Regions from separate parts of the Homo sapiens genome. Here region 2 is linked to region 1. The links are chromatin contacts, found by Hi-C or POLR2A ChIA-PET in ENCODE. All regions are on one chromosome and are shown on one strand. Each heading gives the region's core, a stretch centred on a gene start or an enhancer-like site at or near the end of the contact. The rest is flanking DNA. Distances are from core to core; before and after follow the strand shown. Region 1 holds the start of EXD2 (exonuclease 3'-5' domain containing 2). Region 2 has its middle 40 kb from the start of SRSF5.

Region 1 (6,467 bases), core at 2,810-5,309:
TTTGAAGAATTGTATGGTGTGTGAATTACTTCTCAATAAAGCCATTAAAAAATGATTTGGAGCTGCGTGTGGTGGTTCACACCTGTAATCCCAGCATTTTGGAAGGCCAAGGCGGGTGAGTCACTTGAACCCAGGAGTTCAAGACCAGCCTGCGCAGCATGGTGAAACTTCATCTCTATAAACAATACAAAAATTAGCCAGTGTGGTGGTACACACCTGTAGTCCCAGCTACTTGGGGGGCTGAGGCAGGAGGATCACTCGAGCCCAGGAGGTCAAGGCTGCCACTGCACTCCAGCTGAGTGACAGAGTGAGACCTCATCTCTCTTTTTTTTTTTTTTTTGAGACAGAGTCTCGCTCTGTTACTCAGGCTGGAGTGCAGTGGTGCAATTTCAGCTCACTGCAACCTCTGCCTTCTGGGTTCAAGTGATTTTCCTGCCTCAGCCTCCTGAGTAGCTGGGATTACAGGCGCACACCATCACGCCCGGCTAATTTTTGTATTTTTAGTAGAGACTGGGTTTCACCATGTTGGTCAGGCTGGTCTCAAACTCTTGACCTGGTGATCCGCCCGTCTCAACCACCCAAAGTGCTGGGATTACAGGCGTAAGCCACCGCGCCCGGCTCCCATCTCTTAAAAGAAAAAAATAATTGACAAGTTGACTGTAAAATTAATCTGGAAAAGAAACTAATAATAACCAAAAATATTGTTTTTTAAATGAGAGTACATGAGCTGATATAGTATATGACTTCCAATAAAATAATAATCATGATGGAGTATTTACCCTATTAATGTCAACATATAACATATAGTTTAATATAGGATGTTGTGGTATTGGTCCAGCAAAATAGAAAAGTATGCCATAGAACAGAAGACAGTCTAGAAACAGATCCTGTATGATAAATGAGCACATGAGGCCAGGCGAGGTGGCTCATGTCCATAATTCCAGAACTTTGGGAGGCTGATGGGGGAGAATCTCCTGAGGCCAGGAGTTTGAGACCAGCCTGAACAACATAGCAAAAACTCATCTCTATCTCTACAAATAAAAATTAAAAAGAAAAAAAAGAAATTAGTACATGGTAAGTGTGGCATTTCGGATTAATGGTTCAAGAATGGACTGACTAGGCCGGGCGCGGTGGCTCACACCTGTAATCCCAGCACTTTGGGAGGCCGAGGCAGGTGGATCACGAGGTCAGGAGATCGAGACCATCCTAGCAAACACGGTGAAACCCCATCTCTACTAAAAATACAAAAAATTAGCCAAGCGAGGTGGTGGGCGCCTGTAGTCCCAGCTACTTGGGAGGCTGAGGCAGGAGAATGGCATGAACTCGGGAGGCAGAGGTTGCAGTGAGCTGAGATCGCGCCACTGCACTCCAGCCTGGGCGACACAGCGAGACTCTGACTCAAAAAAAAAAAAAAGAATGGACTGACTGTTCGAGGTGACAGTATTTGGAAAACAACAATCACACACACACAATTCCAGAGGAATTAAAGAAAAAAAACTATTCCCACAAGAAGAACTTCAAGGAGAAAACAGAGCTTTAGGAGAAAACCCTCCTCTCTCTAAAAGTAGAGAAGGATTTTTCAACTTCAGCACAACTGACATTTTTGGCTGGTGAAATTCTTTGTTGTGGGAAGCTTTCCCGTGCGCTGTAGGATGTTTAGCAGCACCCTCGCTTTTACTCACTAGATAACCAATAGCAGCACCATCCTAGTGGAACAAACAAAAAATGTTTACAGACATTGCCAAATAACCCCGAGAGCAAAAATCTCTGCCATTTAAGAACCACTCGGATTGGGAATGATAGCCACAAAATACAAACACACACATAACAGACTGATAAATTAAAACCTAAAATTTTAAACTTTGTTTCAACAAAGATGCCATATAGTTAAAAGACAAGCAACAACTTAAAAAAGCAATAAGCAGGGAGTAAATATTATAAACACATATGAATAACAAAAGATCAAAATCCAGAACATATAAAATACTATTATAAATCAATAAGGAAAAGACAATCCAATAGAAAGAGATGTTTCTCAAAAGAGGAAATACAAATGGCTGACAATCATGAAGATGTTCAATCTCAATAGTAATCAGGGGAATGCAAATTAAAACAGCAAAGAGAAATCACTTTTCCATCCATCAGATTGGCAAAAACAAAAAAGATCGATACCATTAAATGATCAAAAGAGCATGGTGGGCCAGACACGGTGGCTCACGCCTGTAATCCCATCACTTCGGGAGGCCAAGGCAGGCGGATCACTCGAGTTTAGGAGTTTGAGACCAGCCTGGCAAATACGGTGAAACCCCGTCTCTACTAAAAATACAAAAATTAGCCAGGCGTGGTAGCGGGTGCCTGTAATACCAGCTACTCGGGAGGCTGAGGCAGGAGAATCGCTTGAACCTGGGAGGCAGAGGCTGCAGTGAGCTGAGATCACGCCACTGCACTCCAACCTGGGCAACAGAGCAAGACTCTGTCTCAAAAAAAAAAAAAAAAGAGAGAGAGAATGGAGGAAATTATTATCCACCGTGGGTGGCAGTTTGGCATTCCTAAATCCCCATACTCTCCCACCCAGCAATTCCACCTGCAGGTACCCATCCTTGAGAAATGCTCTCACATGGGCTCTCACAGAGGTGTGTGGGAAGGATGTTCTCCGCCATACTGTGTCTAACAATGAAAAACTGGAAACAATCTATGGAATCTTACATAACCATGGAATTTACAGAGCAAGTAGAAAGAATAGGTAGATCTCTAGGTACTGACAAAGAAAAAATTCCAAGACCCGTTTTTAAGCATAAAACGTCAAGTTGTGTAATGCATAAAACATGCATATTTGTAAAAGTTTAAAGCGAAATCTTACAAACATATATCTTATACGTACACATACTTGTCAAATAAATGCAAAGAAAAATACACACAAACTGACAACAGTTCTTATTTTGTGGGAAAGGGACTGGTAAAGAAGGTGGAGATGGAAAAAAACAAAATCAAAGAGGATCTGTCTTCCACACTCCCCACCCTCACCACCAAGAACATCAAGCTAAGAAAGATCTGTGTTTAAAATTTTTACATAATTTTGTTACAAGGCTTTATGCACGGACTATAACTAGAATATTTTAAAAATACATTTTTAAAACAAGCTCAACTTGACCAAATTTAATCCATCTTCCCCGCTGCGCCCCAACCCGCACTTCCTAATTCCTATGATTAACAAAACCTTTCAATTCCTTCTATCCTTGGAACAGAACTAAGAAAATAAAGTATAATTTCAATTTTGTGTTTTTGAGGAGAGGGTATATAAAGGAGTTTGAATGTTGGAATCATATCAAAAGCTTATCGGGGGATTGGTTTGTTTGTATTTTAAGGAGCAGATGTCAATTTTGTAATAAATAATGATTAAGGTTCTTAGTTTTGATCCATCCCAGGGATGTGAAAAGCCAAAGAGGTGGCTCCCGGCAAGGCCCAGAGCAGGGTGTGGTCTGGGAGGACAGGGATGGTAGCGAGGGTGGCGGCTCACACGAATCCAGGAGAGAAAACAGCAGCTGTTGCCGCGTCGAACCCGCAGCGCCCGAGGAGCTACCAGGTGCCGCGGGCGGGGCCTCCTTTTTAGCTGACTGGGACACGCAGCCTCGAAGGTCTGGTAGAGTCTCCCAGGGAGAGGGTAAGGGGGTCGAAAGGAGAGGCCCAAGGAGGGCGTGGGAGGCCGCGGGCAGGGGTGAGGCCCTCCTTGCGCACCTGGGTGCTGAACCGCCCCGCCGTGTGCGACGGGGGCGAGGGGGTCACGCCGAGGGGCGGGGAGAGGGGCAGGGCCAACTCGCTCCGGGACAGCGGGGGCCCCGCAATGTCACCCCCGTACACGGTAATATCCCCCCGCTCCACGACCCCTCTTAGTCTGCACTGGAAGCACCCCCTGCCCCGCGCACAATCCTGGTGCAAGGCTTCGCCGGCTTCTGAGCCTCACTTACCTGCTGTCTCGGACTGGGCCGCACACCTGCAGCGGGCTCACGTTAAAGACCTGGAACCTGTGCGGCCGCCTGCGCGCACCCACCCGGATTCACTAGGGCCGTAACCACTTCCGTTCCTGCGACAGGCCTGGAGGACGTAATCCCAGCTGGCGTGTGGGAACGGGCAACGCCATTTTGTACGGAAGCTACTGGGGCAGGTGATGCCTACCCAGTCTCTCTCCTCTGTTGAACAAAGGATCTGTTAAAATTGGAAGGGCTTAACGTCTTCTTCAGAAAAGTGACGCATTTGTTACTGGGATGGTATGTTTGTGTTTTGGTTTTGGCTTTGAAGGGAGAAACCTCCAGAACTCTCACAAATGTAATATGGGACATCGAATTTTCCTTCTTTAGTATCCTGCGTACTGTTTTTCTGCTAAACGATAACAGTAAATAGAAGGAAAGACACTGTATTTAAATAATGTAGTCTTCATTAGCAGTGCACATTATCCTATAGCCACTATAATAATTTTATGTACCCTCCTTTTTTTTTTTTTTTTTTTTTTTTGTAGATACTGTCTCCCTACATTGCCTAGGCTGGTCTCGAACTCCTGGGCTCAAGCGAACCTCACAACTCGGCCTCCCAAAGTGCTGGGATTACAGGCGTGAATGCCCAACCTATGCCATCTTTTATAGCGATAACCACAATACTTTTTGTTTATATATTAAATCGTTCATCCAATCAGTCTTTATTAGCAATTATATGTGAGGCAGTTAATCTGTGCTACATGCATGCTTTTCCTTTCTCATGGAATGTGTAAAACAGAAGGAGAAATGAGATGTGCATAAATAACCAATATAAGGTATAATAATAGCTACCATTTGTTGACTTTGTGCTCACCTGTTGCTAGGAACTTTGCAAAGCATTTTACTTATTTTTTCTCCTTTAATCCCCATAACAACCCTGTGAGGCAGTACTATTATTAGTGCCGTTTTACATAAAATAGAAAAAGGTTAAATAACTTCCTCAAGGTAATTCAGCAAGTAAGCACCGGAGTTAGGAATCAAACCTCATATTTCTGATTGCAGAGCATGTGGCCCCATCCTTTATACTATATTGCCTTCAATACAGGGGCAAATGTTTTAAATTCCATTGAATGAGTACCCATGGGGGAAATTTCCAGCTATTATAGAGGATTAACTCCCTGAATTTTTATCTGCTCCATCTTGAAACACTTAAAAAACAAAGGATAAAGAGGAAATGCAAATTAAAACCACAATGAGATATAGCTAAATGAAAAAGAAAATGTCAAGTATTGGCAAGATTGTGGAGCAACCACAACTCTCATATGCTCCTGAAGGGAACATAAATTGATGCAATCACTTTGTTTAACTGTTTGGCGGTATCAACTGAATCTGAATATGTGAAAAGACTTTGTTCCAACAATTTCACCCCTAGCTGGGGCACAGTGGCTCAACGTGTCATCCCAGCACTTTAGGGATTTTCACTGTGTTGCCCAGGCTGGTCTTGAACTCCTGGCCTCAAGCGATCCTCCCACCTCGGCCTCCCAAAGTGCTGGGCATCATGGTGTGCACCTGTAGTCCCAGCTACTCCAGAAGCTTAGGCAGGAGGACGTCTTGATCCCTGGAGTTTGAGGCTGCAGTGAGTTGTGATCACACCACTGCAGTCCAGCATAGGTGACAGAGCTAGACCCTGTCTCGAAAACAAAAACAACAAAAAACAATTTTACTCCTAGTTATATATATGCAACTGAAATGTCTGCATGTATTCACCAAAAGGACATGTACAAAAAAAAGCTCATACCCATACTTTCAACAGCCCCAAACGGGAAACTACCCAAATATCCCTGCTATTAGAAGTCACTGTATATAATGATTAATCTTAGGGTAGTAATAACTGGAAGGGAACATGAGGAGGTTCACGAAGTGCTGATAATGTTCTATTTCTTAATCTGAGTGCGGCTTTACATGTGTGTTCAGGTTATATTTGTGAGCACTTTTCTGGTTTCATATATACTTCGATAAAAGGGTTTTTAAAAATGATAGTAAAGGAGTGAAAAGTTTGTTAACCCAAAGAAGAAAGAACAGGAAAGGACATAGTACCAAACTAAAAAAAAAGATACAATTTTAAAAGATAGAAATTAGATTAGAATGGCAGATACATTGTATGCTTGTATCAAAATATCTCATGTACCCCATAAATATGTACATCTACTGTGTGCCCACAAAAATTAATAATTAAAAACAAAAAGAATAGCAGAATATTGACATTTGGAGGATTTCATAAAGAACTGTCTGGGTTCACAAGCAATCACTCTACATTAAGGCCCAGTCAACAAGACTCATCTGTGCATACAGAATTTCTAATCAGCTTTTAAAATACAGTTTCTCACTTTTAAATATGAGAAGACATCCAAGAATCACCAGTCATTATGGGAATGTCTGACATAATTAATTAACCTTTTCTAAGGAGCATGTATAGAACTATGTAAAGAACCCTCCATT
Region 2 (6,467 bases), core at 1,834-4,333, 540 kb before region 1:
TTCAGGGGAAATGAATGGACCTGGAAAACAGAAATTAACTTGTAAATAATTCTCTTTGGAATTTGGATGCGCACAAGAGGCAGACATCATCTTGTGAAAAAAGCTGGGCGTAGTGGCTCAAGCCTGTAATCCCAGCACTTTGGGAGGTTGAGGTGAGAGGATTGCGTGAGTCCAGGAGTTCAAGAATAGCCTGGGCAACATGGGGAGACGCCGTCTCCAAGAAATATCAAAAATTAGGCATGGTGGCACACTCTTATATTCCCAGCTACTCAGGAAGCTGAGGCAGGAGGCTCACTTGAGCCTGGGAGGTTGAGGCTGCATGAGCCATGTTTGGCCACTTTACTCCAGCCTGGGTGACAGAGTGAGACCTTGTCTCAAAAAATAAATTAAATAAATAAATGTCTTGGGAAAAAGTTCATCCAGGTGTGGTTACATTCTTCAGTCTTGCTTTTCTGAGATAATGAGATTTCAGGGAGAGGACGGAAGGCAATTGTGGTCCTATTTCGGGGTCTGGTTTCTAGGTAGATAAGAGAACTTCATTAAAAATTTTTTCTTAAACTTTATCAACTCCCAAGCACCTGGAAACTTCAGAAAATAGCCTCATTCTGTGCTTTGAGAGAAACAAAGAATTCAGAAACAGGAGTTGGGGGAAGGTCAAAGAGATCATGAGCCTGCTTCTTTAGTCCAGCATGTCAAAGAACCATTGGGATACCAGTTTCTGAGTCCCAACATTGACTTCCAAAAGAATCAAAATACAATCTTACGGATTTCGTCCAATGGAAAAATAGAAATTGTAGAAAATTGATAACATTTTTAATCCAAAAGAAGATAGGAAAAAGTAAAAAGAAGAAAATAAAGAGCTCATACAAAATAAAATGGTAGATCCAAATGTATTCATAACTATAAGAAAGATAAACATATTTGTCAGAGGCGTTCAAACCAGAATGACTCCATCTTGAATAGGGGCTGGGTAAAATAAGGCTGAGACCTACTGGACTGCATCCCCAGATGGTTAGGCATTCTAAGTCACAGGATGAGACAGGAGGTCACAAGATATAGGTCACAAAAACCACACTGATAAGACAGGATGCAGTAAAGAAGCCAGCTAAACCAGCTACTCAGGAGGCTGAGGCAGGAGAATCGCTTGAACCCGGGAGGCAGAGGTTGCAGTGAGCCGAGATTGGGCCATTGCACTCCAGCCTGGGCAACAAGAGCGAAACTCCATCTCAAAAAAAAAAAAAAGAAGAAGAAGAAGCCGGATAAAACCCACCAAAACCAAGATGATGACGAAGGTGACCTCTGGTCATCCTCATTGCTCATTATACATTAATTATAATGCATTGCCTTGTTAAAAGACACTCCCACTAACACCATGACCATTTACAAATGCGATGGCAATGTCCAGAAGTTACCCTATATGGTGTAAAAGGAAGAGGAACCCTCAGTTCCAGGAATTCCCACCCCTTTCCTGGAAATCTAATGAATAATCCACCCCTTGTTTGGCATATAATCAAGAAATAACTATAAATATACTCAGTCGAGCAGCCCATGCCACTGCTCTGTCTATACAGTAGTCGTTCTTTTATTCCTTTACGTTCTTCATAAACTTGCTTTCACTTTACTCTGTGGACAGGCCCTGAATTCTTTCTTGCGGGAGATCCAAGAATCCTCTCTTGGGGTCTGGATTGGGAGCCAATAACATATTTAACTCAGATATTAAAGGACAGAACGTATCAGATCAGATCACAGTTCTACACTGTCTCAAAAAATAATAATAATTTTTATTTATAAGGTAGGATATTCTATGGACCTCTGTTTCATGGGTCTCTGCCTGTTGCACCGTCTCCACCCCTGGTAATTATGACACCTAGCACATGCTTTAAAACCTTCTCGGTTGCCCACCTACAAGATACTTCAAACCAAGAGAATGGCTCTCGAAGCCCTTCACCATAGAGCCACAGTCTCCAGGTCTGGACCATTTGACAGCACCTTTCCCCCACACCCTCCCTTCCAACCACACCTGGCTCCCAAACTCCCCAACCTCACGGCCCCACTCACAACTGGGCATTGCCCACCTGTTAGCTCTGCCTAGAAGGCCTCTCCCCCTGGCCCATCTCTTCTGCCTGGCAACCAAACTACTATTGGTTCAAGACCCAGCTCCAACAGCACTTGCTCTGTAAAGCACTAGCCAACTGCTCTGCACCCCCTTCCCCGCTGCGTGGTCTCCCTGCATCATTCCTGCAGCCCTTCTTTCCTCTCTCCTGCCCTTCCTCCATCCTTCCTTCCTAATTCAATGAAATACAGGGCCTCTGGGCCGGCCCTGCTAGGCACTGAGGAGTCAAGGTTGAAGGGGGACAGAGATCGGTAATGACACTATTAGTGCCAGTCGTGAGAACCTCAAGGACAGAGCAGCTCCATGTGCCCAGCCCTCAGCACCAGCCTGGCGCCTTACAGGTGCTCGAAGGACATCTGTTGAGCGGAAAGATTCTTTGGAGGGTGTCCTAACCTCTGGTTCCTGTGAATGTGATCTTATGTGGAAATAGGATGTGATCAGGTTAAGATGAATCCTACTGGATTGGGTGGGCTCTAATCCTATAACCCGTGTTCTTATAGGAGGGAGATGTGGGCCTGGACGTACAGGAAGACAGAGACTGGAGTGAGGCATCTGTAAGCAAACGCACAACAAGAAGTGCGGGCAGCCGCCAAAAGCTAGAAAGAGGCCAGGAAAGACTCTCTCTAGAGCCTGCGGAGGGGGCACGGCCCTGCCCACGCCTTGATTTCAGACTTCTGGCCTCCAGAACTGTGAGAGAAGACACCTCTGCTGCCTTAAGCCACCCAGTTAGTGGTAATTTGTTACGGCAGCTCTAGGAAACAGAATACAGAGTCCAAGCAGGAGTCAGTTTCTCATAGACTCCTAGGTCGCATCCCCTACCCGCTGGAGGCCCTGGCTGTCACACCCCCGACTCTCCGCTGACCCCCGCTTTGCATAACCTGGAAGCTAACTCACCACACGCCCAAGCGTCCCCTCCAGCCGCAGAGGGCCGCCTCCTCATTCGACACTAGATGGCGCCAGCGGGCTGAGCCGGCCCGGCTTCGTGGGATCCTGGTGGGTGGGGTGAGTCGCCCGCGGGCCGAGACCACAAATCCAAGGTGAAGATCAGACATCCAACTTCTTCGAGTTCTTCCCAGGGAAAGTGGCTTTTTTTCCGTTCAGAGGGAGGAAATCGGACCCTCCGCCCTGCCCGCCCGGCGCGCCCTTGCGGCCTCAGGTCTGAGCCGCCCGTGGCGCTTCCTCCGGCCTCTGCTGCAGGCCCGGGCGCTGCTGAGCCTGCGTGGGGGCGCGCAGGCGGACCGCGAGGGCGTCGAGCACCCTGGCCTGCGCAGGCAGAAGGATATGCCCTTGTGCTGTGGGCTGAGCCGAAGCTGGGGCTTTCCGGGCGTGGGGACGGCTGCCTGCCAAAGGGCATGGCAGCAGGGAAAGAAGACGGGGTGGATCCACTCCTCTTCGTGGACCCTGTATTTTCTTCTTTTTTTTTCAATTTTAAAATTTTGCATCATTAGTTTTGTTTTGGTTTTTTGTTTGCTTGTTTTGAGACAGGGTGTCACTCTGGCGCCTAGGCTGGAGTGCAGTGGCGCAAACACTGCTCTCTGCAGCCTCGATCTCCTGGGCTCAGGTGATCCTCCCACCGCAGCCTCCATACTCCATCCCAGGAATGAAAAACTAGGCCTGCAACAGACCTGGCAGAGCCGTGGGCATGGTGCCTCCAAGATCTGGCCATGGAGAAAAATGAGAGGGTTTTAAATTACTGCCTCTCACAGGTGGGCTATACTCTGGTCCTTCAAGTTCCCTTACGTCTTCCTGTGGGAGACACACCACTTCCATTTCACCCCAGAAGCAATTTCCTGAAACAGGCTTTGGTCCTCCCCTCTGAACAAGTGTGATGGACCCTGCTCCGCATCCTGGTCACAGTCCACAGACCCATGTGTCCCAGCCCTCTGCACAGGTTCCCTGCACACTCTTTTCCAAATCAAAGCAATTTGTTCATTCCTCTGTCCTTCCCGCCTTTCTTCTCCTTGCTATGCATAGACATAAGCAGACTTTTTGACTCCTTTGTCTGTTTCTCATTCCTTTCCATGCAGTCCGCCACAAAGCTCAAGACCCCTTCGCCTGAATGATTTTCCCAAATACATGAGCAATTCTGTCAACTCTTCCTAGCTAAGTCAAGCCCACCTTGTGCTCTCATCATCTGAGGGCTAATGAACATCTTTTACCAGATGCCTACAGTGGTCTTTCCAGTTAGTGTCCACTCCAATCCATTGTCCATCAAGTTCTTTCCCGTTATGTTACACTGACAGCACACCATTCTTCTCTTCAGTATCCTTCAACGGCTCCCATTTGCCTATGGAATCACATCCATATCCTTAGTATGGCATTCAAAGTCCTGCCCCACTGGGTGTTTTCTTCCCTTTCTCACTAGTTCCCTCACCAGCCCCTTCCATGCTGGCTGCCTGCCCATTCTCTGGATGTGTTCCTTTTTTTTTTTTTTTTTTGAGACAGAGTCTCACTCTGTCACCCAGGCTGGAATGCAGTGGCGCCATCTCAGCTCACTGTAACTTCTGCCTCCCAGATTCAAGTGATTCTTCTGCCTCACCCTCCCGAGTAGCTGAAACTACAGGCATGAGCCACCATGCTGGGCTAATTTTTGTATTTTTAGTAGAGATGGGGTTTCATCATGTTGGCTAGGCTGGTCTCAAACTTCTGACCTCAAGTGATCCACCCACCTCAGCCTCCCAAAGTGCTGGGATTACAGGCATGAGCCACCGCACCTGGCCTGGATGGGTTCTTGTTGTGGGAAGAAGCCCTGGTCCAGCTCCCACTTCTGAGACTGAATGTATGGGTTTGCTAGGGCTGCCTTTACAATCTTCCATAGACCGGGCAGCCTGAACAGTCCATAGACTATCGTTTAAACAACAAACGTTTATGTTCTTAGATTCTGGAGGCTGGAAGTCCAATATCAGGATGTCATCAAGTTTGGTTCATCCCCAGGCCTGTGAGGGCAAAATCTGTTCCAAAACTCTCCTTGGCTTATACAAGGCTGTCTTCTCCCTGTGTCTTCACATCTTCTTCCATTTCCTCTTCTTGTAGGGACACCAGTTATATTGCATTAGGGCCATCATAGTGACCTTATTTTAACTTAATTCCCTCTTTAAAGACCCTATCTCCAAATATGATCACATTCTGAGGGACTGAGAGTTAGGATTTCAACACTCCAACATATGAACAGGGGGAAGGGGGCACAATTCCATCCATAATACTGAAAGTCCCAACAAATAATTTTATTTTTCCGGGTTAAGTAGATGAAAATAGCAGGCAATGAGAATTGTTTATTGTTCTTAAGCAAGGCCCTGCAGGGAGCTGTGCGACCTGTCCCAGAAGGCAGATTACTAATTTGTAACAAGAGATCAGATAAATTTTTAAAATTTCTTGTTAATTTATTCCTTCTATTCCTTCTGTGTCTAGGTAGCATGCCATTTTGTTTTGTTTTGTTCTGAGACAGGATCTCTGTCACCCAGACTGAAGTGCAGTGGCATAAACACAGATCACTGCAGCCTCAACCTCCTGGGCTCAAGCAATTCTTCCACCTCAGCCTCCCAAGTAGCTGGGACCACAGGTGTGCACCACCATGACCAGCTCATTTTTTAAATTTTTGGTAGAGATGAGGGTCTCACCATGTTGCCCAGGCTGGTCTTGAATTCCTGGGTTCAAGAGATTCTCCTGCCTCAGCCTCCCATGGTGTTGGGATTACAGGCATGAGCCACTGTGCCCAGTGCATTTCACTTTTTAATATATAATTTTAGTTTAATTAATTTATTAAACAGGTAATACATGCACTTGCTTCAAAATTCTGAAGTACAGAAGGGTGTAGAAGATTCTTCCTCCCATGTCACTCTCCCAAGCACCAGAACCTCTCTCCAGAGTCACCCAGTGGTCTCAATGTCTGGGGTGTATTTACAGAGATCCTCTGTGCATACAAAAGCAAGCACATTGACACTGTTTATCTCTTTTTGTACACAAATGATTGCATCTCTATACTTGGCCTATTCTATACTTGGCCTATTTCTTCTATTCCTCCATACTTGGCCTTTTTCATACAATGTATTCTGCAGATTGGTGCCAGGCTGTATTATTCTTTTTTTTTTGTATGCATTTTATGTTTGGATATATCATATGTATTTAACCAGCCCATGTTGGTGATTATTTAGGTTTTTTTCAAATCTTTGCTTTATTAAACCACTGCATTGAGTAACTTATATACACATGAGCAAAGATATCTCTAGGAAAAATTCCTGCAAGTAGAATGCTATGGTTTGAATGTGTGCCTCCCTCCAAAATTTATATGGTGGAACTTAAACCCCAAGTTGATGGTATTAAAAGGTGAGGCCTTTGGAAGGTGATTAGGTCATGA

Evidence for each region. Hi-C counts contacts between places; a loop is a spot of excess contacts on that map. ChIA-PET counts read pairs that join two places held with the same protein, here RNA polymerase II (POLR2A). Pooled maps may share reads with other maps.
Region 2: a pooled map shows a loop between it and region 1 (2.4-fold over the local background). The contact joins the enhancer-like site here to the promoter of EXD2 in region 1. A Hi-C loop is called at or near these places in 1 of 50 pooled maps. POLR2A ChIA-PET finds 5 or more read pairs at or near these places in 2 of 52 experiments (MCF 10A and activated CD8-positive, alpha-beta memory T cell).

What each region holds. Positions count from the first base shown.
Region 1 is chr14:69,189,090-69,195,556 of GRCh38, reverse strand. EXD2 (exonuclease 3'-5' domain containing 2) reads right to left here and starts at 4,059. Exons shown (of 10, transcript NM_001193360.2): 1 at 3,966-4,059. All of the region lies in intron 3 of GALNT16-AS1 (GALNT16 and EXD2 antisense RNA 1), which reads left to right. RefSeq lists a silencer at 3,649-3,838.
Region 2 is chr14:69,723,732-69,730,198 of GRCh38, reverse strand. No RefSeq gene overlaps it. Among named protein-coding and RNA genes, the nearest start is that of SRSF5, 40 kb to the left of the region's middle. Within about 2 kb of position 3,083, at least 26 of the 41 ENCODE cell types and tissues checked have a DNase peak (open chromatin) inside an H3K27ac peak, as active enhancers do.